5 separate regions of the Mus musculus genome follow, and all the other regions are linked to region 4. The links are chromatin loops, found by intact Hi-C in ENCODE. Cell type or tissue: left cerebral cortex. All regions are shown on one strand.

The links. Hi-C counts contacts between places; a loop is a spot of excess contacts. Peaks named below come from ENCODE experiments on the same cell type or tissue, not always from the same donor. Only the 100,000 strongest peaks of a DNase experiment are listed, where the experiment ranks them.
Region 1: a loop joins it to region 4, with 2.7 times the contacts of the local background. A loop is called at or near these places in 4 of 42 quality-filtered maps.
Region 2: a loop joins it to region 4, with 3 times the contacts of the local background. A loop is called at or near these places in 13 of 42 quality-filtered maps.
Region 3: it touches region 4 in a loop (2.6-fold over the local background); 4 of 42 quality-filtered maps call a loop at or near these places.
Region 5: a loop joins it to region 4, with 3 times the contacts of the local background. A loop is called at or near these places in 10 of 42 quality-filtered maps.

The regions. Positions count from the first base shown.
Region 1 is chr9:70,788,829-70,793,828 of GRCm38, reverse strand. No RefSeq gene overlaps it. Among named protein-coding and RNA genes, the nearest start is that of Adam10, 110 kb to the right of the region's middle. In left cerebral cortex, no CTCF peak of the experiment used is centred here; DNase peaks (open chromatin) are centred at 3,091 and 4,936.
Region 2 is chr9:70,655,170-70,660,169 of GRCm38, reverse strand. Mindy2 (MINDY lysine 48 deubiquitinase 2) reads left to right here and starts at 2,996. Exons shown (of 9, transcript NM_172772.2): 1 at 2,996-3,897. The coding sequence starts at 3,124. It overlaps Gm31872 (a long non-coding RNA gene), which reads right to left and starts at 2,499. Exons shown (of 3, transcript XR_379591.4): 1 at 1,958-2,499. In left cerebral cortex, a CTCF peak has its summit at 2,729; DNase peaks (open chromatin) are centred at 2,419, 2,896 and 3,857; H3K4me3 peaks cover 2,799 bases; H3K27ac peaks cover 1,430 bases.
Region 3 is chr9:71,013,235-71,018,234 of GRCm38, reverse strand. Gm46119 (a long non-coding RNA gene) reads left to right here. Exons shown (of 4, transcript XR_001779225.1): 4 at 1-2,318. Among named protein-coding and RNA genes, the nearest start is that of Gm46119, 13 kb to the left of the region's middle. In left cerebral cortex, no CTCF peak of the experiment used is centred here; a DNase peak (open chromatin) is centred at 2,093; H3K27ac peaks cover 2,494 bases.
Region 4 is chr9:71,071,121-71,076,120 of GRCm38, reverse strand. The region is part of intron 1 of Gm46120 (predicted gene, 46120); the gene reads right to left. Among named protein-coding and RNA genes, the nearest start is that of Gm46120, 4.5 kb to the right of the region's middle. In left cerebral cortex, a CTCF peak has its summit at 2,057; DNase peaks (open chromatin) are centred at 511 and 2,062; H3K27ac peaks cover 747 bases.
Region 5 is chr9:70,964,071-70,969,070 of GRCm38, reverse strand. Gm32074 (a long non-coding RNA gene) reads left to right here. Exons shown (of 3, transcript XR_379595.1): 3 at 1,715-2,133. Among named protein-coding and RNA genes, the nearest start is that of Gm46118, 8.2 kb to the right of the region's middle. In left cerebral cortex, a CTCF peak has its summit at 2,867 (motif pointing left); DNase peaks (open chromatin) are centred at 1,920, 2,276, 2,908 and 3,480; H3K27ac peaks cover 3,128 bases.

The DNA.
Region 1 (5,000 bases), 280 kb after region 4:
TTTTTTTTTTTTAATCCCCTATAGGCATTAATCCATCTGAAATGTACTTTTGTATTTGGTACAAGGATAGAGTGCCAAACTTTATTTTCTTCTATCTGGATAAAAACGAAGCCAACATGTGTTGAAGTGAATTTGCTTTTCAATGCAGAGCTACAATCTTACATTTATCATAAACCAAAAGTATATTTATCTTTTAGCATCCATGTTCCTGTTCTAGACCCACGCAAATGATTTCTGAATCTTTTTGTTTTGGTTAGCAGAGCCTTACACTGTAAGCCAGGCTGATCAGGAGCATACTGTGTGGCTCAGGTAGGCCTCAAACTCATGGCAATCCTCTTGACTTCAGCCCCCGCCCCCACCCCATCCCCACCCCACCCCCCACCCCCTGTGCTGGGATTGCAGGCACGAGCTGCCATGCCCGGGTGGATTCAAAACCCTTACTAGCATATAGACACTGTGGTATGTTCACAGACTTTCACATGGAATATTGGGTAACTATCAAATTTATCTGTAGTCCCTGTTAATTTTCTAACTGGGCATCAGATAAGTATAGAGATAAATATAGAACTAACCTTTTCTTCTATGAGTACTTGCTCAGGAACACTATATGTTTAGCATCTGTTCAGACATTGCTTCATGTTCAACAAGATATTACATATTCTTTTCTAAAACTTTCGTTTTAAAAAAGTACTTGGTTGCTGTTGTGAGTGAAACCACTACAGTTCTACTTCATGGGACATATTGTTCATACATGGAATGTCTTTTGAGTTTATTTATTCTGTATCTGTTCATCTTATCAAATCATGTGACACATGCCAATTCTAGTTGCTTTTTTCTTTTAATTAGGATCTCATGGTGAATAACCATCTCCTTACTAACACCACGTATTCTGCTGATTCCACATCCTCACACTCCAGGGTTTTTCAGAACCTTCCAGATGACATTAACACCCATGGTGGGCACTACTTGATTCACTACAATCTGAATATGCCTCATAGTAGACTTTGCATTTAGAGCTTTGTTGGGGGATTTGGCAAATAAGCCTTATTGTATTTAAGGATTTTTCTATTTTTTATTCGTTGCTGCTGCTAAAATTTAGGAACTGCCCATATAGTATGTTTTCCTCCTTTGTTAATTATATAAGGTTTAGAAAGGGTTATATAATTATATATAACTGAGTTAAGAGTACACACTGCTTCTGCAGAGAATCTGTGCTCAGTTCCCAACACCCATGTCACATGGCTCAGGGCCACCTGTTAACTGCAGCTTCAGAAGGCAGTGCACCCTCTTTTGGACTTCATGGGCACCTGCACTCACTTTGCACACATGCATGTACACACACACACACACACACACACACACACACACACACACACACACACACATATTTTAAAATGATTTTTAAAAAATAGGTCTGGGGAGAGATAGCCCAGTGGTTAAGAGCACTAGCTGCTCTTCCAGAGGACCCTGGTTCACTTCCCAGTACCCACATGGTGTTTCACAATTATCTGTAACTCCAGTCCTGGAGAATATGATGCCTTCCTCTGGTCAGTGTGGGCACAGAGCATGCATCCTGTCCTGGTACAGGTACAAAAATATATATCCAAGCAAAACACCCATACAATTAATACTAAAAATGAATATTTTAAAAGGTAATATAAATTACATTCATGTATTTCCTAATGCTGGCCCATACTGCATTCCTAGAATAGAGACTCCCATAGCCGCAGTGCATTGCTTATTCCATTACTGGGTATCACTTACTAAGATCATAGTTCAACTTTTGTACTAATTGCCTTTTTATGAATTATTTATATTGTGTGCATAGATGTTCGCATCATGCCAACAGCTCATGTGTCAGGTCAGAGGACACCTTCCAGGAATGGCTTTTCTTCTCCCCTATATGGCCTCCAGGGATAGGACTCAGATTATGAGGCTTGGTGGCAAGTAAGCCATCTTGCCAACCCTCTTATTTTCATGATATCAGCCAATATCTTTAAGGGAGGTGACTTTTTTTGCATATTGATTCTACAGCCATGAACTGAGGTTTTAGTCTTGATAGTATGCTGGAAGGTAAATCTTTGATAGCACATATTAATTGCACCAAAGGCTTTCACTATGACGTGTTCACATTTGCATATGCTATATTCTCATCCCTTTCTCCCATTCTCTTCTTCCTCTTCCTCCCCTTCCTCATTCTCCAGCTCTATTAGTTCCTCTTTAGTTTCATGCCCTTCTTTTATAATGAGTTTTTGCTTTTCTGATACAGCATCTCACTGTGTAGTCCCAGCTAGCACTGAATTCAAGATAACTGTCCTGGCTCAACCCCTTGAATGGTGGGATTTCAGTCATAAGTCACCACACCCAACAATTTTAGAAATTATGTTCATTTACTTGTGGCAGAGTGGGCAGAGACATATGTAGAAGTCAGAGGACTTTGAGAAGTGGTCCTCTCCTCCACCAAGTGGGTTCTGTGGGTCACACTCAGGATATCAGGCTTGGCAGCGTCTCTACCCCATTATGCAATCTTGCTGGCCCTTAATCCTTGCTAATTAAAGAAAAGGTTATAGCTGTAAAACCATATATTTTGTGCTTTTGCTTGTAACATTCTTAGAACCTCAGCTTTTATATTACACATCACATTCATTTTTAAAGAGTTGTGAAGCACCTTCAGGCAAGAAAGATTCAGAGAGACATACGACCATAATAATGAATAAAATAAAGGCTACCATAAAAGCAGAAAGCAAGAACTCTCCGGTTAGAACAATTCTGAGGTACTTGGAATGGCCATAAGCCACTGACCATGGACAGCAGACACAGTGCTTTGTTCAATATTAAATTTAGGGTCAGTCTGTAAACTCTGTCGGATTTAAAGTTCAATAACTCAGTCTGTGATCAGGAAGAAAACTAAGGAGAATGGTGGCATTCCTCTGCATTCCTAAAGTTACTCTTTAAAATATATGCAAATATAGACTGGAGCGGCTCAAAGCACTTGCCTAGCATAAGCAAAGGCTGGCTCAACTCCAGCACAGTGAATGTGAGGTGGTGTGTGTTGGCATATGGTGACAGAACACGAGTGTGTGTACCCTTGTGTGCTCACGAGGAACCCAGAGCAAAATGGCTGACATCTTTCTCCATTGCTCCTTGCCTTATTGCCTTGAGATGAGGTCTGCTGTTGAACCTAAAATTCTTCTCTTCTGTTAGGCTGGCTTACCAGTGAGATTCTGGGATCCACCTCTGTCTATTCCATAATGCTGGGGTTACAGGTACACAAGGATTTTTACATGGGTGTTGGGGATTTGAACTCAGGTCTTTATAGTGGTAAGCAAGTGCTCCTATGGAGCCATCTCCCCAGCCCCTAGTCTTTCTTCCTGGATGACAGTGGTTTCTAAGCCTGTCCATATTCTTCTGCATGGATTTATATAAAAATGGTTTTCTTTTCACTGTTTTCTAGACAATCTAAAGGGCTTGCTTTATTTTCTTCTTTATACTAAAGGTTATCAAGGATGAATTTCTCAATTAATTAAGCTCAATTAATTAAGCTTAATTCTTCAACAATTAAGCTATTTTGGTTATTTTTAAATAATTTCCAATTTTATTGAATGTTGCTATAAAGACAAACAATTTCTAAATTTCTCAAGACTTTCTTTGTAATCAAGTAGATTGTAAGTCCTTACAATGTTTTATTGGGTATATGAAAAAAATTCTGTTTTTTACTTTACAACTATCTATCTATCTATCTACATATATATATCTATCTACATATATATATGTAGATATATATATATATATATATATATATATATATATATATATATGAAATAAACTGCGTTTGCTAGCTGGATTATAGTGGTGTACATTTATAATTCTAGCACTTGGAAGCTGAGGCAAAAGGGTCATGATGTCCAAGCCTGACTTTTTAGTAAGTAAATAAATAAATAAATAAATAAATAAATAAATAAATAAATATAGTTTGTTGGTTATAAATCAGAACCAACCCTGAAAGTTTTAAAATCTCCATTTTTATTAAACTGTATTTGCAGTTCCATTGATTATCATAAGCTTATTAATGTGGTTCTGATTCATAAAATGTTCTTTATAATGCATTTTATAGTGGTTTTAAGCCCAAACTCCTAGGGCCCTCACACTAGGTAGGCAAATACTCTACCACTGCACTATCCCCACTTTCATTATGCCTTACTATCTTTATCTCTTCACTGTCAACATTTTTTTAAAAGTTACAACTTTATTTTGGAGTGAGCAAGATGGCTCAGTAGGTGAGGGTACTTGCTGCTAAGCTGCTACTCTGAGTTTTATCCCTGGGATTCACATAATGGAAGGAGAAGAATAACTTCAGCAATTTGCCCTCTGACCTCACTTTTCACTCACTCACACACACACACACACACACACACACACACACACACACACACACACACATGCACCCTACTCAAATAAATTTAAAAATGTTAAACCTTTAAAATATTTTTCTAGATACATTATAGATAAGTAATTTAAAATTTTTACTCAACATAAAGTCTCTAACTTTAATGGGGAAATCTGGCCCACTTATACTTAGTGTAATAATGAGACCTCAGGATCTTACTGGCTTCCTTTACTAATTGTTTATTCTTTTCATTTATCTTTATTGTTATACATAGATCAAATTTCCCTTTCCATCTCCTTCATTTGGTTTCTTTTGTAGAGTTTTGGGTACTTTCCCCTTTCTGTTGCTCACAACCAAATATTTTTTACCAAGTTATGAAAACTAGACACATATTTCTTCCCACCAAAATATTCTGTTCCTCCCCTGCTTCATTCCTCACACCAGACCTCAAGACTGCTTTCATTTCGCCTCCAGAAGTATAGCCTCTCTCCATGGGAGAGCACTGGAATGTCTCTTTTCTTCCCGCCCACTCCCATGCCCAGATCTGCTGAGATTCGCTTACTATTTTTAGTAGCAGACTATAGAAGCGTTGTCGAGGCAGATGGCGATGTGA
Region 2 (5,000 bases), 420 kb after region 4:
CCAGATGTCCCTCAACAGAGGAATGGACACAGAAAATGTGGTACATTTACACAATGGAGTACTACACAGCTATTAAAAGCAATGAATTTATGAAATTCTTAGGCAAATGGATGGATCTGGAGGATATCATCCTGAGTGAGGTAACCTAATCACAAAAGAACACACATGATGGTCACTCACTGATAAGTGGATTTAGCCCAAAAGCTTGGAATACCCAAGATACAGTTTGCAAAACACATGAAACTCAAGAAGGAAGACCAAAGTTGGATACTTCATTCCTTCTTAGAAGGGGGAACAAAATACCCATGGAAGGAGTTACAGAGACAAAGTCTGGAGAAGAGACTGAAAGAATGACCATCCAGAGACTGCCCCATCTGGGGATCCTTCCCATATACAACCACCAAATCCAAACACTATTGTGGATGCCAACAAGTGCTTGCTGACAGGAGCTGTCTCCTGAGAGGCTCTGCCAGTGACTGACAAATACAGAAGTGGATGCTCACAGGATCCCCAATGAAGGAGCTAGAGAAAGGACCCAAGGAGCTGAAGGGGTTTGTAGACCCATAGGAGGAACGATAATATGAACTAACCAGTACCCCCAGAGCTCCCTGGGACTAAACCACCAACCAAAGAAAACACATGGTGGGACTCATGGCTCCAGCTGCATATGTATCAGAGGATGGCCTAGTCAGTCATCAATGGGAGGAGAGGCCCTTGGTCCTGTGAAGGTTCTATGCCCCAGTATAGGGGAATGCCAGGGCCAGGAAGCAGGAGTGGGTGGGTTGGTGAGCAAGGGGAGGAGAGAGGGGATATGGGGTTTTCGGAGGGGAAACCAGGAAAGGAGATAACATTTGAAATGGAAATAAATAAAATATCTAATAAAAAAAGAAAAAGAAAAATCTCAATGGTGATGGCAGGAATTATTGCTTATGGATCAACATGAACTCCAAAATTCAACACTCAGAAAAAACTTTCCATTATCTTTTCTAACTTTTCCAGTTTTCAGGAATTGCCGATCTTGCTTGGCATGGTGGCACATGCCCTTAATTCTAGCACTTGGGAAGCAGAGGCAAGCAATTTTCTGAAAGTTTGAGTCCAGCCTGGCCTACATAACAACTTTCAGGCTAGCTACACTACATAGTGAGACCCAACCTCAATTGAAAGAAAGAAAGAAAGAAAGAAAGAAAGAAAGAAAGAAAGAAAGAAAGAGAGAGAGAGAGAGAGAGAGAGAGAGAGAGAGAGAGAAAGAAAGGGAGGAAGAAAGAAAGAAAGAAAGAAAGAAAGAAAGAAAGAAAGGAAGGAAGGAAGGAAGGAAGGAAGGAAGGAAGAAAGAAAGAAAGAAAGAAAGAAAGAAAGAAAGAAAGAAAGAAAGGAAGATAACTTCCAGTCTTAAAAACACAGCGTTCACATCTATAATCTCAAAATTGGAGTGGGAGAAAAAGTACAAGAGGATTGCTGTGAATTCCAGGTCAGTTAGTCTAAGACACAGGGTGAGACTCTCAAATTGGAAGAGAGGCAGAGCCAGCCAGGGCTACAAATTGAGACTCTGTCTCAAAAAACAAAAGTGAAATAAGATAAGCAAAGTAGTAGAGGGCTCTGTAGAGTGTTTGTCATACATGAATTGAGCCCCAGCCCTAAAAAAAAAAAAAAAAAAAAAAAAAAAAAAAAAAAAAGGAAAGGGGGGGGAAGAAAAGAAAGGAAGGGAGGAGAGAGTTGGAGGTGGGAAGAAAGAGGGAGAAGTCGAAGAGAGTGCCGAGAAAGAGATCATCATTTCTGAGAAGATAATAGTGATATTTTTAGTGTGAAACACAGTATTCAGTAACATGCTTGGTGCTAACACATGAATGAGCAAAATAATGCATTAATTTGTCTACTTTTCTAACCAGTAGCAGGACAGAAGTGTAACAATCCATGATGCACCATATATTTGTATACCTGATACTAAAGGAAGACCCACCTGTCTTGTTCATTTTTATATTCTCAGACAACTTTGAAGAGGGAAGGGTCCAGGAAAAAAAAAAAAAACAAAAAAAACAAAAAACCAAAAAACAAAAAAACCAAAAAAAAAAAAAAAAAAACACCCCACTTTTCCAGAGCAGGTTAGATGATCTATATCCACTCTTGCCAATAAATAAGTAAGTAAATAAATAGAAAAAAAAAGTTGCAGGCAACTCTGTCCATCCTCTATGCAGATGTCAAGCCCTGATGAGAAGTCAATTCTAATTTTAAAAGTCATTTTTTCGGGAAGCAGAAGCTTCCCACTCTGTGCAAAGAGAAGCCAAGTGAACAGAACCGCAAAGACTTGGCTTGCTTCAAACGCAAACTGATTTATTATTATTGGACCAAATTTACCCTCTCGCCTGGGGCGTAGGCCAATATCCACAACCTCATTGAACCTCCGGCAAGGCAAACCAGTAGCTGGTTGGGAGCGCAGCGATTCTCAGCCAAAACCCAGGGAGAGTTGTCCCTGTACTGCGCAGTCTTCCAAAAGCCTCCAACAGAACTCGCCTTTCAAATTTGCATTTCCTAAGAAATGCTTCCAATTCTCAACATTAAAAGCTAAAAAAAAAAAAAAAGAAAAGAAAAAGCCAGCTCTCCCGAGGCCTTCAGGGAATGGCTGTCTTCCAATGCTACTACCACTTTCGGGGTCCACCAGGCTCAAGCCCAAAGTAGACCACACTCCCTACAAGCCTCAGCCACTGCCTTTAAAGTAACCGCGCGCAGCGGGGATGCCCCGGAGTTCAACTTCCGGCAGCACACACAAGATTATTTTCCTAGTGGCGCTGCGGCTCTCCGAGCCGCGCCCCTGACCACGCCCTCAGCCACGCCCCTGGCCTCGCTCTGCCTTCCCTAGCCTGAACGCGCGGGAGGGGCGTGGCCTCGGGGGAGAAGCGCTCCCCGAGTGGGTCCGGGCGCTTCAACGAGCGCAGTCACGCGGAGGCACGCTCCGAGCGGGCGGGCGGGGGCACGCGCGCGCGCTCCCGCCGCCCTCTACGGTGACGTGCCTGGCCGAGGCCGCGCTAGGGCGCTGGAGCTGCTACAGAGCGGCTGTCATGGCGTCGGAGGCGCTTGCTGAGGAGAGCCGGCCGCGGTGTCTATAGGACCAGGGGCGGGCGGCCGGGGATGGAGAACAGCCCTGACAGCCCACAGCCTCTGGAACTAGGGGTGGCGGCCGGGCGAGTGTCGCCGCCGGAAGGGCGACGGCGCGGCGGGCGCGAGGCTGAGGATGGTCCCGCTGGACGCGCGGTGGACAGCGGCGGGCAGGGGGCGGCGGCGGCGGCAGCGCGGAGCAGCCTCGGGGACCCGACGTCCCCCTCGCAGCTCGGATGCGGCGCGGGCTCGGACTTGAAGGACGGCGCGTCGTCGAGCCCTGCCGCCTCGGAGGTGCCTTCAAGAGGGCAGCACAAGGTGACCGCCTCCCCGGAGCTGGCCGAGGCCGCGGCGGGCCGAGGGTCGGGGCCAGTGGGCGACACGGGCACCTGCAGGGTGGAGCAGGCGGCGGAAGAGCCCAGCAGCACCGGCGCCCCGAGCAGCAGCTGCAGCGAGCCGAGCCCCCCTGGGGACTCGCCCAGCTTGGACTCCCTGGAGTCTTTCTCCAACCTGCATTCTTTCCCCAGTAGCTCTGAGTTCAATAGTGAGGAGGGAGCAGAGACCAGGGTCCCCGAGGACGTGGAGGAGGGCGCGGCGGGGCCGCCCAGGGCTGCACCTCTATGCAAAGAGGAGGAGGAGGACCCGGCTCAGGTGCTAGCGGCCTCCAAAGAACGCTTTCCCGGACAGTCGGTGTATCACATCAAATGGATCCAGTGGAAAGAGGAGAACACGCCCATCATCACCCAGAATGAGAATGGACCCTGCCCTTTGCTGGCCATCCTCAATGTTTTGCTTCTCGCCTGGAAGGTACACTCTGCAGCTTTCTACTTCCTACAGCTTGTGGGGTGGGGAGGGGCAAAATGGGGTGAGGAAACTGCTGTTTGTCAGCTGATGGCTTCCTTCCATTCATCAGACTCCTCCTTTTTTTTTTTTTTTTTTTTTGAGACAAGGTTTGTCTGTGTAGCTTAAACTGTCCTCGAACAGTTTAAGATCTTAATGCTACAGCCTCTAGAGTGCTAGGTTTACAGACATGCACCCCTATATCTAACAGTCTCTTATTACATGAAATTAATTCCAGGATTTCTTTATTGAAAGATTATTCATGTGGCAACATGTCAGGAAGAATTGCCCCCAACTTAAGGTCTTTTTTGTATTAAAAATTCAACATTCGGTTAAAGGTTGTAACTGATGGTTTACCTATAAACAAGCAGAATCCAGAGCACCCTGCACTTACATCTTCTGAGTATTTTTAGCTATATTTGCCTATATTATTCCTTACTGACATTATTACATATGCAAAACAGTGAAAATTGGAAACAGTGATTGATCTTCAGTTACTATCAATCTTATATTATGGAGTAAGTTTTAATGATTTTATCTGCGTGTTTTCTGGAAAAGGCTGTTTGTCCCACTGTGGTGTGGATGCATGAAAGAACAGTGATGGGAAAGATACAACTTTTTAGACAAATTCCATTTAAGGAAAAGCATTGGTCTGAGCCTACTTACCATAAATTACTTGTTTCCAAAGACAGTATTTTCATCTTGTGTATGATTTTTTGTTTTTGTTTTTACTTTCCTTGTTTCTTTGACTCTACTTCAAAGGTTTGGCATTTTTACTAGTAACTGTACATTAGAATGTTTGTTAAGGAAGCTAAAACTATTAACAACTAAAATAAGGAATGATAAATCTAAGGTCTTGGAGAACAGGAAGGGAAGGGCAAGTGTATTGAGGCCTCAGAATATAGTGTCATATTTAAGCTTGCAGTATCTGGGTTTTGAGAGGATGCATCTCAGCACCTGTTTTCAAATTGATGATTCCACTTATAGTTAAAATGCTCCCTAGAAGAAGAATAGTTTGAATTATGCTAACCAGTTATGAAGAACTATGATGGATAGTGAGGGAGAGATTC
Region 3 (5,000 bases), 58 kb after region 4:
ATGACGATTTCAGCCTACTTTAGAGCTATTATTATGTAAATGTACAGATAACAACTTATTTCGAGAGAACGAAGCTTCTTATGAGCTATGAGGCAAACACTAACTATATTATATATGTCTCCTCAATTTTCACAACTACTCCCTTAGGGAGGTGTTACTAGCTTTCATTTTACAGAAGAGAAAACTAAAGAGAAAAATGGTAAGAGGCTTGCCCAAAGAAAGAGGAAGAAGCAGGAGGCCTTTGGGCCCCTGAGCACACGCCCAAAGCCCTGTTATTATGCAGTTACTGTTGGAAGAAAAGCAGCCAGTGGTAATTCGCCTTCCTGAAGAAGTTAGTTCTTGTGGCATGTCCAGAAGCATCCTTTGTGGTTCTGAACCTGAGCAAGCCTGTTAGAAGCATCCAGGGAGTCTATTCAAAACGTTCCACAAGGGTTGGTGAGGTTGGCTCCGAGAGTAAAGGCACTTGTTCCCAAACCTGAGAAGCTGAGTTCGACCCCTCAGACCTACATGGTAGAGAGAGAGAGAGAACAGACTCCCACACATTGTCTTCTGACCTATGGGTATATATGAAGCACACACGCACACACACACCACCTGACACCTTTCATGTGTGGAGAGTCTAAGCTGTTTAGCCTGGAGTAGGGTCCCACATCTTTACTTGGCGAGAGCTGTGCAGCTAGCAGAGAGGTTCTAATGCACCAGCCTCCTAGGTGAACCAGGGCACCTCTCCCCGCCACTTGCTTTCTCCACTTCATTTCTTTTGGAACACTTCATTGAGTTTCAGCTTCTCAGAAAAATCTGCACCAGGCAAGAAAGAGAGTTGCCACATCAATAGTCACATCTGAGTGTCCCCAGGAGAGTTCCTAAAACTAAGCCTTGGTCCTTCCTATGCAAAATGGCCATCTGTGTTAGAGTGGGCATTTAAGACGATCATATTTCTAGGTGATTGTTGAACAAAGCCAGCTTATTTTGTGTCAGAGCTCTATATCGGCAGAGCATAGAGCTCTCTTAAAGTGGGCAAGAGGAATCCTCTCTCTCTCTCTCTCTCTCTCTCTCTCTCTCTCTCTCTGTGTGTGTGTGTGTGTGTGTGTGTGTGTGTGTGTGTGTGTGTGTGTGTGTGTCTGTCTGTCTGTCTGTCTGTCTGTCTGTCAAAGCCAGAGGCTGGTGTTGGATGTTTCCACTAGACCTGGAGCTCACTGATTGGCTAGATTGACTGGCTAGTGACCCCCCCCAGGGATCTCCCTGTGTCTGTCTGCCCAGCACAGGGACTATGGGGTCGTGCATTCTGTGTCTGGTTTTGCTTTAAGTACTAGGGATCTGAATTCAGGTCTTAATGTTTGTTCTGAGGGTATTTTATCCCTAAACCATCTCCCCTGCCTGTCATAGGGTTCTCCCTGGCTTACAGACATATCTGTCCATATTCAAGTTTGGAAGCAAGTGCCACCACAAGATCTTGTCAGCAAAGAGATTCCAACTGCTCTCCAACACAGGAGACCTTTGATGCTTTTTCTTTCCTAGATTAAAGCTTAAGAAAGGTAAAAAGTATGTTTGAACCAAGAAAGGCCACAAAGGGACTATTAAAGACCTAAAAGTGAGTAAATAAATAAACAAACAAAAAGAAGCCTAGATTAAAAAACGCCACCTTCCTACACACACACACACACACACACACACACACACACACACACACACACACTCCCAAGCCCTTCTGTCAAGGCTAAGGAAGCCATCTGGATTGAACAAGCTTGATTTAGGAATCTGGCTTTGTTGGGTCTGGCTGAAAAGTTCCACCAGAAATGTTCCTGGACAGCAGAGCACCTAACTACTCTGGGCCTCTACAGCAGCAACTCTCTCTCACGAGCTGGCCCTAGCTCCCAGCAAGAACCATCAGCTCAGTCCTTCCATTTAGTGCCTCTGGTCTGAGTCCTGCACCACACTGGATCCCTTCTGAGATGTAAAAAGCAAATCCCTCCCATAGGCCCCAGCCAATAGATCTGTAGGCTTTGCAGGGCTCCATGAGTCTTCTCTGTCTATACATAGTAACTTCCAGCCTCCGGGGGTGGGAGTCTGGGGCAGAAGTGAGCCCATATGCCATTCGGAAGGTGCCAGAAGCATACACTGTTCCTAAGGACTTTTGACCAATCACAAACTCTGACTCATAGATAAGACTCATCCTTGCTGGAAACCCCTGAGAGGCAACTTCCCCCTCACACACCAAGGTTCCAGCCCAGCTCCAGCTCCCACGTCTCTGAGCTTCCATAGCTAACAGGAGACATCATAGGTTCTTTAAAAAACAAAAGATTTATTTATTTATTATATGTGAGTACATTGTAGCTGTCTTCAGACACTCCAGAAGATGGAGTCAGATCTCATTACAGATGTTTGTGAGCCACCATGTGGTTGCTGGTATTTGAACTCAGAACCTTCAGAAGGGCAGTCAGTGCTCTTAACCTCTGAGACATCTCTCCAGCCCAACATGATAGGTTTTTAATGAGGAATGAGATATTTTTTATATTGTTTTCCTCACAACAGTGGCTTTTAAGCAAGGAGATTCCCAGATGTGCTTGAGAAAGGCCCCTGGGGACTGTGGGAGAAGAGGTGGGAGGGTGGAGGGGACCTGGCTCCACATCAAAGTAGCTAAAAAGCTTACAGTTACCTGTGTCTGGCAAGAGCTTGCCACCTCTAGAGCACCTGGCAGGGACAGCTCTTCTGAATGCCATGTGCAGAATTTTACATGTGCCCTCTGTACCACTTTCCTACAGTCCCCAGAACCATTACATTTCCACAGATGGAGACACAGACACTCAGAGAGGTGAGGTAACCCCTCCAACAGCACACGGCCAGAGAGCAGAACTGCACAAAAGTACAAACAAGCCCTTCCCCAAACCTGGACTCTTTCTGCTGTCTTGTTCCGCATCTAGAGAACTTAGCAAGTTCTCAATGTAGTTGCTTCTTAAAACAATTAATACAGGAACATTTTTAAAGAAAAGGACTAATAGGAGCTATAATGAGGAAAAAGGCCGAAATGCCAATGGTAGAATCACCTGGAAGGAAAGCACCAATGTCTACATTGGATTGGCCTCTGAACATGTCTGTGGGGGGTTGTCTTAATTGATGTGGGAAGAGCCAGTCCAGTGTGGGTGACACCATTTCCTATGTAAGAGTCCTGAATACTCTTAGAGTGGGGAGATCAAACATGGGTGAGCAGCCTCGTGAGCGGGCAGTGCACTCATTCTTGTCTGCTCTTGACTGTGGTGTGATGGGACTAGCTGTTGCACTTCCTGCCTTGACTCCCCTTCTGCCAAGGACTGTATCTGGAATGTAAGCTAAAATAAACCCTTCCTCCCCTCAGGTTGGTTTTTGCCAGGGTATCTTTTTCTCACAGACTCAAAAATAAAACTAGGTCATGACCCAATGTCAGCTTTTCTTACTTTCAGTTTCACTCTTTCCATAAATTATATTGATTTGGAACAATGGCACCTCACTCTCCACATGGTGGATATAACAGTTCACATAACACAGTAACTTTACTGTTAAGACAGCGTCTCTTGAACTCACTGTGTAGTGGAGGATGAGCTGAGCTTCTGATCCTCCTGCCTCCACCCTTCAGGTGCTGGGATTCTACCTCCACGATGGGTCTATATAATGTTGAAGATCAATCAACCCATCCATCCCAGGCATTCTACCCACTGAGCGCCATCCACAGCACATCGCTTTGGTAATTCATTTCCTCACTTTGTATCTTCGTTTTATCCTCATAGTAAGAACACATATGTGCTCATATATATAAAATGGGGCTTATATATTGTATATTCTCTTTTATCTGTCTTCATTTGATCCTTCAGTGGCTAATCGCTGTTGTCATCTTCCATCATCATGGAAGCTGTGTCCCATAGCATAGACCCTTCTTCAGAACTGATGGGTCTCCCCAGCTGCTGGAAAGGTTGCCCACAGACAGCATTCAAAGTGGTTCTGCCCTTTCTTAGGTGAAATGAGACACCTCATTCTGGGTCACACCCATCTCCAGGGAATATACTCCCAGTGACATGGATGGATGTGGATGTGGATCTGTGGCATTCTCAGTCTAAATAGAGCTAGTGTGCAAGGGCCATCCTAGCTCCAGAGCTCTTGGTGAAGCCCAGTTTCTTCTTCCTCTACCTAGCCTTGCTCCCTCTTTCCCTTACCAGTGTTGATCCGAGAAGTTCAGTAGCCTAAAATGATTATTGTATTCTAACCTCCATCTCAGAGTCAGATTCCTAAAGAACCCACATGCAAGCCAATGTTCAGAGATATTAAATAACTCCCCTGTTTCGGGCTAGAAACAACAGGAGGGTAAGACCACAGTCTTACTGTGCTATTAGTGGCATGGTATTGCTCACATGAAGGTCTCTGCCTCAGTTCCACAGTGGGGATTACATATTCTGACTCACTGGAGTTTTCATGTGGATGTAAGCTAACAGAGATCGAGGTAGCTATGCCAGCATTTACCACAGTGTAGACAACCCACTGTTGGCTTGTGTCTGAGCTTCTCAACAAGAACTGAATGGAAGCCACTATGAAAGTTCACGATTTTAAGTAAACACCTTAAAGATTTTAATTTTGGGGGTCAGAGCTCCTGGATCCCCACCCTTAGCAGATCCAGAGCTTTTGACAGCTGATGCTGAGAGAAGTACTTTTCTTGGGGGATATGGTTGCTGGTGTCCAGTTGGTTGACTCAAAACCTATGTGCATATAGTTAGCACTGGCTTGACTCAGGAGGTTATTAATAATAATAGTTTTAAAAGGAAAATTAGGGAAGGAGGTTAGTTAGAGGGTCTCGGGGTGGACAAGATCAAAATATGTTGTACACATTATGAAATTTTCAAAGGATGGGTAAAATACTAAAATAAAACGTTTTAGTAATTTATTTAAGTCAATTCAATAGCCAAACTAGGTCATCTCAATATGTGTTTAGTGTGCACATTAATTGCTGTGCTTTTCTCTGGATGTGTGTGGCTTCC
Region 4 (5,000 bases):
AAAGCCAGTCCAATTCCAGCACAGTGATGGAGGCGTCCAGCAACATAGGGCCTCTTGAAGAGCAACTTCCCTGAGGAGGGGGTGGGGAAACAACACAGCAGGAGCAAAGGAAGTGGTGATTCTACGCTTCTTATACAGAAGGAAGTCAACAGAAGTAATCTGGAGCATTGAATCTGAAGGCCCTCAACTTCCTTCTAGAAGATTTCAAAGTGTGTCTGTCTGTCTGTGTGTCTGTCTGTGTGTCTGTCTGTCTCTCTCTCTCTCTCTCTCTCTCTCTCTCTCTCTCTCTCTCTCTCTCTCTGTGTAAATTCCAGAAATATATGTGCTCTGTTCTGTTCAAAATGTACAATCCCAGTTGTTATCCTCCATGCAGAGAGGCCTGGCCCAGTGCAGGCAAAGGGATGAACATGTCCCTGGGATGTCATTTCAGTTTTCACCCATCTTGGACAGGACCACATCTTCTCAGACTCCCTCTTCTGCTTACCTAACTCTATCTTCCTGGAACTTATCTGGGATGACTCAGCTTCTGGAATACTCTTCTTGCTCAGCTCTGCCTCTCCCACCCTCCCCCAATAACCATGTGAGCTTCCAACCCTGCTTGTCCCTCCTGAACCCTCCCATTCCTCCAATATCCTTTAAGGCTGGGATGTGGGAAATGGGGGAGGGGCTTGAGAGACATGCTGGAAAAGTTAAGAACCAGAGGATTAAAAGAGAATTAAAGTATTGAGGAGGAGAATGTCCCAGAGATTTTTGACTTGGGTTCCTTATGAAAGGAGGGCACTGAGTCGCTGAGGCCAAAAGGGCAGCTTTGGAATCCAGACTCTGTTTGCCAGGCATCAGTGATGCCTTAGATGCACAGCGTATTCACATGAATACTTAGTATCTTATCTGATGTTCACCCCAACCCAGTGACATAGAATCAATGATTTTTACAGACCCAACCCAGGAAGTTAAGACTTGGAAAAGTAAAATTACACACACACACACACACACACCAGAAGTAGGTTGGGAAGATATCAAACTGCTCAAATAGACTGGAGTCTTCTACACATGCCACACATGCTGACATTCAAAACAACTCTGGGACTGTCAATTGCTTCATATACATAAGAAATAAGAAAATAATGAGGAAAAAAATACATGTGAGAAAGCAGAGCTTGGTGATGCATGCATGGAATCCCCAGTACTCAGGAGGCAGAGACAGGAAGATCATTGTAAGTTTGAGACCAGGCTAGGCTACATAGGGAATCTGTGCCTCAAAAACATGGGAGGAGTTGGACCTTTGGCTCAGTGGTTGAGAGCACTTGCTGCTCTCGAAAAAGACCTGAGTTCAATTCCCAGCACCTACATCAGGTGGTTTACAACCACCTATAACTCCAGATCCAGGACAGCTGATGCCTGCCTCTGGGCTCCTTGTGCAGCTGCAAGAATGTATACATGTAAACATATAAGCACATATAATACACATAAATAAAAATAAATCTTCCAAAAATAGCCCACAAGGTAACTAAACATTATGCCTACTAACTGGAACTCAACATTATAATGGGCATAATGGGTCACATCTGATTAAAACATCTCCTACATGTTCTACTTGATTATTATTATAATACATTCTATACATTGATATTTTTACAAATCATGTTCTTTATAACGTCTGCTTATAACATTCATATCTTTTTAAGATATTCAATTACTTTTGAGACTCACTTTGTAAGTTTGAAGCTTTCCATGAGATGGGATGTAATATTATATAAAATAGTTTTGCCCCAGACGGATCATATATTCTAAGTAAGGGCAATAGTATCATATGAGACAAATTTATATATTTACAATTTGTTTTCTAAGATTCAGTTTCTCTTCATGAACATGTGTGTTATGATATGAATCCATATGGTCGTTCTGCTCCTGATTCAAAGTCACAAACTCTACCTGTACACACACACACACACACACACACACACACACACACACACACACACACACACAGGGCACACTCGGTGGAAGGAGCCTATGCTACCACCAGGTGGTGACAGAGTGCTGTGGTCTGTGACAGATATGGCTTCAAACAGTGGGGAACCCAAATTTGTGGGCTTTCCCCCCATTAATTAATTGATTTATTCACTTTACATCCCAGTTGCAACCCCACATCTCCTTTCAGTTTCCCTCCCCCCAGATCTTTCCCCAAACCCCCTTCACCTCTGAGAAGGGGGAGGTCCCTCCCAGGGGACCAACACACCCTGGCACCTCAAGTGATTAGTCGCAAGACTAGGCGCATCCTTTCCTACTGAGGCTAGACAGAGCAGCCCAGGTAGGGAAGCAGAAGCCACAGGCAGGCAACTGAGTGAGCCCCCACTCCAGTTGTTGGGACAATTTGTAATCATAGATTCTTGCTCCTTGCCTTGCTAGAGCATTTGCTGGAATAGTATGATGCAAGCAAGCTTAAGGCACAACAATTTTAAAGGTTTTTGCACGGGTTTTACACATTAGAGCATGGGAGAATCTTTCCCTTTTGGTCTCTCAGTGCTTCTTTTTAGCACAAATATCTTTGGCAAAAATATATAAATAAATCACTCAATCCGTAGGCTGCTTAAGGGTGAAACCCTCAAAAATCTCTCAATTATGTTGGACAAAAAAGTTCCAAAGCCCAGTTTCAAGCTAGGCCCCTGTCCAGATAATTTTCTCTACCAGCAAAGCTTTTAAAAGGGCAGCCCCTGGGGGAAGATGAGAATGTTAACATAATTTTCTGAATTGCTTCCCCGAGAAGTCTGTATTCATTATATCCACTTCCTGTGGTGAGGGTTAAGGGTGTGTTCCTGTCGGTAGAGTGCTAGCCTCACGGCACAGAGCTCTGTGGTCCATCTGAATAAAGATCAGAAAACCAAGGTCATCTCTGGTAGCGTACAGTTTGAGGTCAGCTGGGGCTGCAGGATACCCTGTCTTGAAGCAAAAAATAAATAAAAATAAAAAATAAAAAATACATGTAATATGATATAATATAAAGAGCAATGAAAAGAATTTGAAGGATGGTGGTAAGAAGGCTTTGGGAGGCAGCCATCTATCCCAGGATGCCCAACCCTGTTTCACACCTGTGCAGAGAAAATTTTAAAAAATGACTATTTCAAACCCTTTCTTCAAGACCTTCATTTCTTTTCCATTAGCAGAAGAAATGCAAGGGCCACTCCATCTGGGCGAGCCTCACAAACTCTGCATACTGAAGCACTCCCAGCCCCCCCCCCCCCCCCCAGTGTGTGTCCTTGCTGCTTAGCAAGCCGCAGGGAACACAGTGGTGACATAAGCATGGGCTGGTACAGAGGCAATGAGGACCACGTGGCTCATCGCACCAGCAAGCAGACAGGACCACCGAGAAGTCTCTGGTTCACCCCGTCAACACCTTGAGAGGCTGAAACTGACCTCTGGGCCCCCTCCACCCCACGTGAGGCTTCCCAGTGACAAGGAGACTAGAAAGAGTCAGCCTCACCCAGGTGACAAGAGGTCGGACCTGTGAGCAAGGGCAGCAGCTGAAGCTTCTGGAAGGATCTATCAGCCCAGCTGAAGAAGTAGCTCACCTCTCACATCTCTGCAGGAAGGCACAGATAGTTTGTGACTTTGAATCAGAAGCAGAGTAACCATCCAGGCTCATAATTCAGAGAGAGGGAAATAAGATAACTTGAAAAGGGGCAGCCCCTGGGGGAAGATGAGAATGTTAACATAATTTTTGGAATTGCTTTCCCGAGCAGGCTACATTCATTATATATTATATCCATTTCCTGTATTCTCTCATGTAGTCGGGCTCAGTCATAATTAAGCTTTTCTTCAGCACAAGTATTCTTTCTCCAGTCCCTGTTGTCAGGCGTGACGCTACTCACATATCCTGCAGTGCACACCTGCCACCTGCTTATGATGGAGAGAACAGGAGGATGTGTGGTGTCCTCAAAAGCCAAGATCAGTTTTGAGCCACCTCCAAACCCTCCAGGAGTACAGCAGATGCTGGCCATGGTGACGTGAGACACCTGGCTGGCCGAGCTATCTTGTGTGCCTCTAGGAGACTGGAGCAGGAGGAAGGGCAGCACGGAAACCAGGAGAGGGAACAGACAGTAAGCGAAGGTGGCAGAGTAGCCTGGGCTAGAACAATGACTGTGTTCACAGCAGTGGAGGCAGGGACTCAGGACAGCTGGGACTTACTGGTGACACAGAATGATCAGGTTCTGATGTACAATTAATTGTACAGTGTGAGGAGATATATGTTACATGACTGGCTTGTAAGTCTCTTTAAGAATAGGAGTCTTAGGAAGTCAAGGCAATTTTGTGCTACTGACAGACTCTCTGTGGCTCAGACCTTCCTCAGTTGGCAGGCAATAAAGCAAAAGGCCACCTGGATAGAATGGCTCAAAGGCCAGGCCTTCTGAGCACAGGAAAATTTGGCCATAACTCTGTATAGGAGTAAAAATCTACAGCCTTGATGCTTCAGCGCCTAGCTGGAGACCAGAGTGGTTCTCTGTGGAGAAAGAGAAGTGAGGTTTTGTCCTCAGGCCCAGGAGAGCACAGAAGTGAGCCGGTGGGCTCAAAGGCAAACACTTACTGGCCAACCCTTACCTGAAGAATGTAATCTCTGTAAATAGGAACAAGGGGAGAGAAGGGCAGAGAAGGAGGGGAGAGACAGGTGAGCATGCTCATGGAGTGGTCATGGATCTATGGAGAGCAATTGTGGGAGGGAATGAAAGCCTTTAGCTCCTGACCCTTTGTTTCCATTTGTCCAGGTAATGCTGTGGGATTATACTCTCCACTATCCCTTGTGCTTCTTGGCTGTTCCATCCGGCTCATAGGAAACTAGATCTCCTCACAACAGTGTTCAAGCAAGTACAAATGGACACCTCTATACCCATGGTGTCTCTGGCCCAGGAGTCAGCAGTCATGTGTGGGTTATGGCTCCACCCAGTCTCATGTCTCTGTAGGAACTGGGAATCCCTGCAGGTGATGCACAGGTGCCTGAGGTCAAG
Region 5 (5,000 bases), 110 kb after region 4:
GGCAACAACAGATTATGAATTTGTTTGGAGAACCATTTAATTCGCCAACACTCTCAGGACTCAAGTGAGATTTGGAAGTGGAATTGGACAGAAGATTTGTTGCTAGCCAGAGTGAGTCTATAGAGAGAGCTGAGACACATGGCTGATTTTCCTCCCTTAGTGAACTTTTTCATACTTGAAAAGGAATAATTTCTCATGAATTGCACTTATCTGGGACAAAGGACAGAGAGTCTGTACATTCTCTTCCCTATCATATACCTCGTCCAATGGGAGATCTACCTCTTTTTCTAATAAAGTTGGCATCAATTTCTCTATGGCTCAATTCCCAGCCAAACAAAAAGCAAAATGAAACAGAAAAATTAGACTGCTGAACATGTATGCCTCCCAGTTTAGAATCAAATTGTTTACAACTGGGTCGTGACTCCCAACTAGAAAGTGATCCCTGGGAGCAGCCATGCCTAAGAAGCTGGAACCTTCCACATACCTAGAGCAGGGTATCTCCACCAGGACAACTTTGTCCCCCAGATGACATTGACAGCACCTGGAGTGGTCAGATTGTCACAACTGTTCTGTGGTGGGTACTGGGAGGCATAAAGTGGACGGAAGCCAAGATTCTGATCAATACCCAGAGCATCCCCACTGCGTGGAATGATGGGTGCAGTTTGGATGTGAAAGGCACCTCCAAAAGGGCCATGAATGGAAGGCTTAGTTCTAAGCTGGTGGAGTGGATCATTGAGACACAACTGGACCGTGATGGCTCTGCTCTGATCAATGGGTTAATCCAATAACAGGATTGTACATTTGTGACATTATTGAGAATCAATGAAAACTTCACAGGGGAGGGTCTGCTTGGAGGAAATGGATCACTGGAGTATCCTGAATATTCTTTCTCTGTTTCTCTCTGTCTGTCTGTATCTCTCTGTCTCTCTCTTTATCTCTGTCTCTCTCTTTGTATCTCTCTGTCTCTCTCTTTATCTTTCTGTCACTTGCTCTGTCTGTCTATCTGCCTGTCTCTCCATCACTACTATATCTATAATGATGTTCTGCTTTATCACAAATCCAGAAACTACAGATTTAGTTGACCATGGACCTTAATCTCTGTAGTCAAGAGCCAAACCAAATATTCCCTCCAAATCCTGCCATGAGCTTCCATACATGGCCCTTTGCGGGGAACACTTATCCAAACCAGAGAATCCACCAAAGTTATTTCCTTGTCTCATCAGTGGGCAAGGGCTTTTACTCAAAAGGACTGGGCAGATTGAAGCCAGAGAAGAAAAGGGGGCTCTCATGGTTTTCATCAACCCAGTGAATAAAGAGCTGATTGGGAAAGCATGAAGAACTTAGACTCCCAACCCACACAAAACTGGGCTCAATAGCTGATGTATAGAATCCCAGTGGTGAGGTGGAAGTCAGAGCTAAAAGATGCTCCAAAAGCTTGAGGGCCAGCTAGCTTGACAGACACAAGGCAAGTACACACGTGAGCACGCACACACACACACACACACACACACACACACACACACACACACACATGAATACACAACATAAGACAACACCTAAACCTATTACGTTAGAGGCTGTATGGGAACTTAATCCCAGGTGACCTGCATGGAGGCTGAAGTCTGAGAGTTACCACATTACATAACTGAATATGACCAATGCACCTGACAACTCAGTTCAAGAATAATAACAATAACTTCCTATTGTTTTCCAGACAAGGAAGATGAAACCCAACCAAGTTCAAGTATCGGCAACTGGTAGAAGCAGGAGACCAGCCCACAACCTGAATCCAGATCCCATCCTCCTACCACACTGAAAGTTCAGGCTTCTCCATGGGTTTGCTTCAGGTCAAGTATATTTAAAATCCTGTGGATGCCAGCCTGGAGTGCTTCAGAGTGCTCTGTGGAGGAGACACGGGAACGACAGAACTCCTTTCATGCTTTCCAGGCTGAAATGCCACATGGTCAAGAGTCAATCTGTACCCGTGTGATATACCCCCAGTGCATTAAGGTCCAGGCCATTCATGGCTATCATGTCTAAATAGTCTGCTTGTTCTAAATTTGCTCTGCGTGTGCGCCTTTCAAGAATAGCTCTTTTTAGCTGATCAACCCCTGTTTTCAAATGTAAATGTGCTTTGAAATAAATCTGCTCAATCACTTCTCCCTCAAAAAAAAAAAAATCATAGGCTAGCTGAATTACTCCAGAGAAATCCACAGTGGAGCATAGAATGTACAGCCTTGAGCCTGGGTTGCTTCTCATCCAGAGGGTGACTAAGGGCTTGCATAAGCTTATAACCAGACTTACAGCTCAGATCTCTGTGCAGCTCGCAAAGGGCACCGAGAGAGCCAGCCAAGCCCAGGAAATGTAAATGCCTCCATGCTGGCTTGCCTACCAATCACGAAATCGGTCAGATTTAAAATCGCCATAATTCATTTCAGCTTTACTACCTTTATTTTCATGACAGTGAGCCGAAAGGGGAAAAAAAATCCCTCTGTTAACAAAAAAAAAAAAAAAAGGGTCCTATCTGACAAACAAACGTGACAAACAAACGTTCGTGCAGTCTTGTGATGCATCTGAGAGTTATGTTCCGTGAAACTCGATCACTATCTGACAACAGGCGGGTAATTACTAACCTGTCTGAACAAACGAAACCAACGGTAGGTAGCTTTGCATCTTAGATGTCTAACTTTGTGACTTGGAGGTGACATTTTCTATTCTAAGTTCCTCTGAGGGGATAGAGAGATGACTCGGTGGTTTAGAGTCCTTCCTCCTCTTCCAGAGGACCCCAAATTCACTTCTCACCACCCACATGGAGCAAAACTCACAACTGTAAACAAGTATAACTGCAGCTTTAGAGTCCAATGCCATCTTCTGGCCTGTTGGGAAATGGTTTGGGCTCTGTGTATTCAGATCCTGCTTACTGTGCCTGGAGATCTGGTTGCAGTCAGGATGCTGGCATTGTCAAGCATCTCCTGTCTCAATCTTGAGTAAAAAAATCGTTTTCCATCACCTCTGATTGGTCAATAAAGAGATGACCAGCCCATAGTGGGGCAGGAGAGGATAAGGCGGGACTTCTGTGTGTGGGGCAGGGGAGTGGGAGTAGGATACTCATCATGTGCATTCACCATGAGCAGGTCACCAGCAGAGTCACCATGAGGACACCAATTGAGCAGGAGCAGCCAGGACAAGACTAAGGTGACAAGTAATGGGTCATGTGACTTGGACATAGGCAGTCATGGCGGGTTAGAATAGATGAGTAACTGCTTAGCTATAGTGCTTAAAGCTTGCTAACAAAAACAAGATCTCTGTATTGTTTATTTGAGAGGTAAAGGGGGCAATAGAGAAGTCCCCACCCCCCAAACTACTTTCATAGTGGCCTCAACAGTACACTCACATGCATGTACACTCATAAGCAGAAAGAAACAAAGCTTGGAGCTAATTTTGCTTGGTCTCACGCATTTTCTATGACTCACACCATAGTCTCAAATTTAAAATCAGATCTTAAGTCTGTGCTAAGGAGAGTACAGCAAATTTAATCCAAGGCACAGAGTGCTGATAAAGATGTTTAAGATAAAGAAAAGTTACGCATTATATAATATGAAACACAAAATGTTGTTTATTCTCAGAAGCTGTGTAAGAGCTGGGCAAAGCTAGAAGAAAAAAAGAGAAGAAAGCAGTTACATCATGGATGGGTGGGGTTGACATGTGTTTAGATTTCCACTAATTAGCTATCTGTCTGATGTTTTTAAACTGCGAGTTTAGGGAGCCATTTCTTCGAAGCCTATGAGAGAGCTGTTTGCTAACCTGCCATCTCTTTTCTCAGCTTTCCCAGGGCTGTTAGCCAAGTTGATATCATTGTTATTTATAGATAGTGTCATCTCCCAGAACTCAATATTGTTTCCAAAATTGTCACAAGCTTGTTTGTTCCAGGAGTCAAACCCTACAACCACCGCCACAGACTTCACACAGACTTCAGGTTTGGTCTGGGCTCCATTGTTGGCTGAGAACAAATAGGTGTAGCGGCTGTGGTGATACACACCTTTAATCCCATACTTGGGAGGCAGAGGCAGGTGGATCTCTGAGTTCAAGACCAGCCTGTCCTACAGAGTGAGTTCCAGGACGTCCAGGGCTACACAGAGAAACCCCGTCTCAAAAACAAAGCAAACAAACAAAAACCCACACAGGAGTTATACACAAAAGGAAAAAACCCTTCAGGAGAGTTTGCCCCATCCCTCCCTGCTTGTAGACTTGAAGTATCTGTTTCAGAATGAAACCTCTTCACCTCCCTCTCTAATCTACATCTGGCATCCCCGTTACCCAAAGCCAGGTTGAACAGCCTCCCAACATGGCAAGATTTGATTGGAGCATGACCTGCAGGGGCTGATCCAAGTCTCTTCCCCCAGAACTTTAAGACTAAGGTAATTACTCTCCAGGTGTCAAAATCCCAAACATGCTGGGCATGTGCTACAGAATAAAGACTTTATTTTCTTTATCCACGTGGACCATTAAAACAAAGAAAGCTCAAATGGGGAGTCAGGAAGAATAGAGTGAGTCTTGATGCCAGCCTGCTCCCTGAGTCGCCTCTGCCTACAGGACTGCTGGCTCCTGATCTTGGGTCCTGTGACATAGCTTAAATACTTCAACTCAAACTAAAGCATATTGACTTCTTTGTTCAATCAAAAGCATCCTTTCTGATAAGTGCTCTTCCCTCAACTGCATCTCCACCATGATGGAACAGGGATGTGTGTGTGTGTGTGTGTGTGTGTGTGTGTGTGTGTGTGTGTGTTGTGGGGAAGACCAGAGGCCAACCTCCACAGTCATTCCTCAGATGCTGCCCTCTTTGGTTTTATTGAGACAGGCTCTCCCCTTAGCCTGGAACTTGCTGAGGAGGCTAGTCAGGCTGGTCAGTGAGCCCCACATATCCCCTCCCTGAGAGATAGCACAGAAGCACATGCCATCACACCCAATTTTTTTTAAAATATGGGCTGTGAAGATCAGAC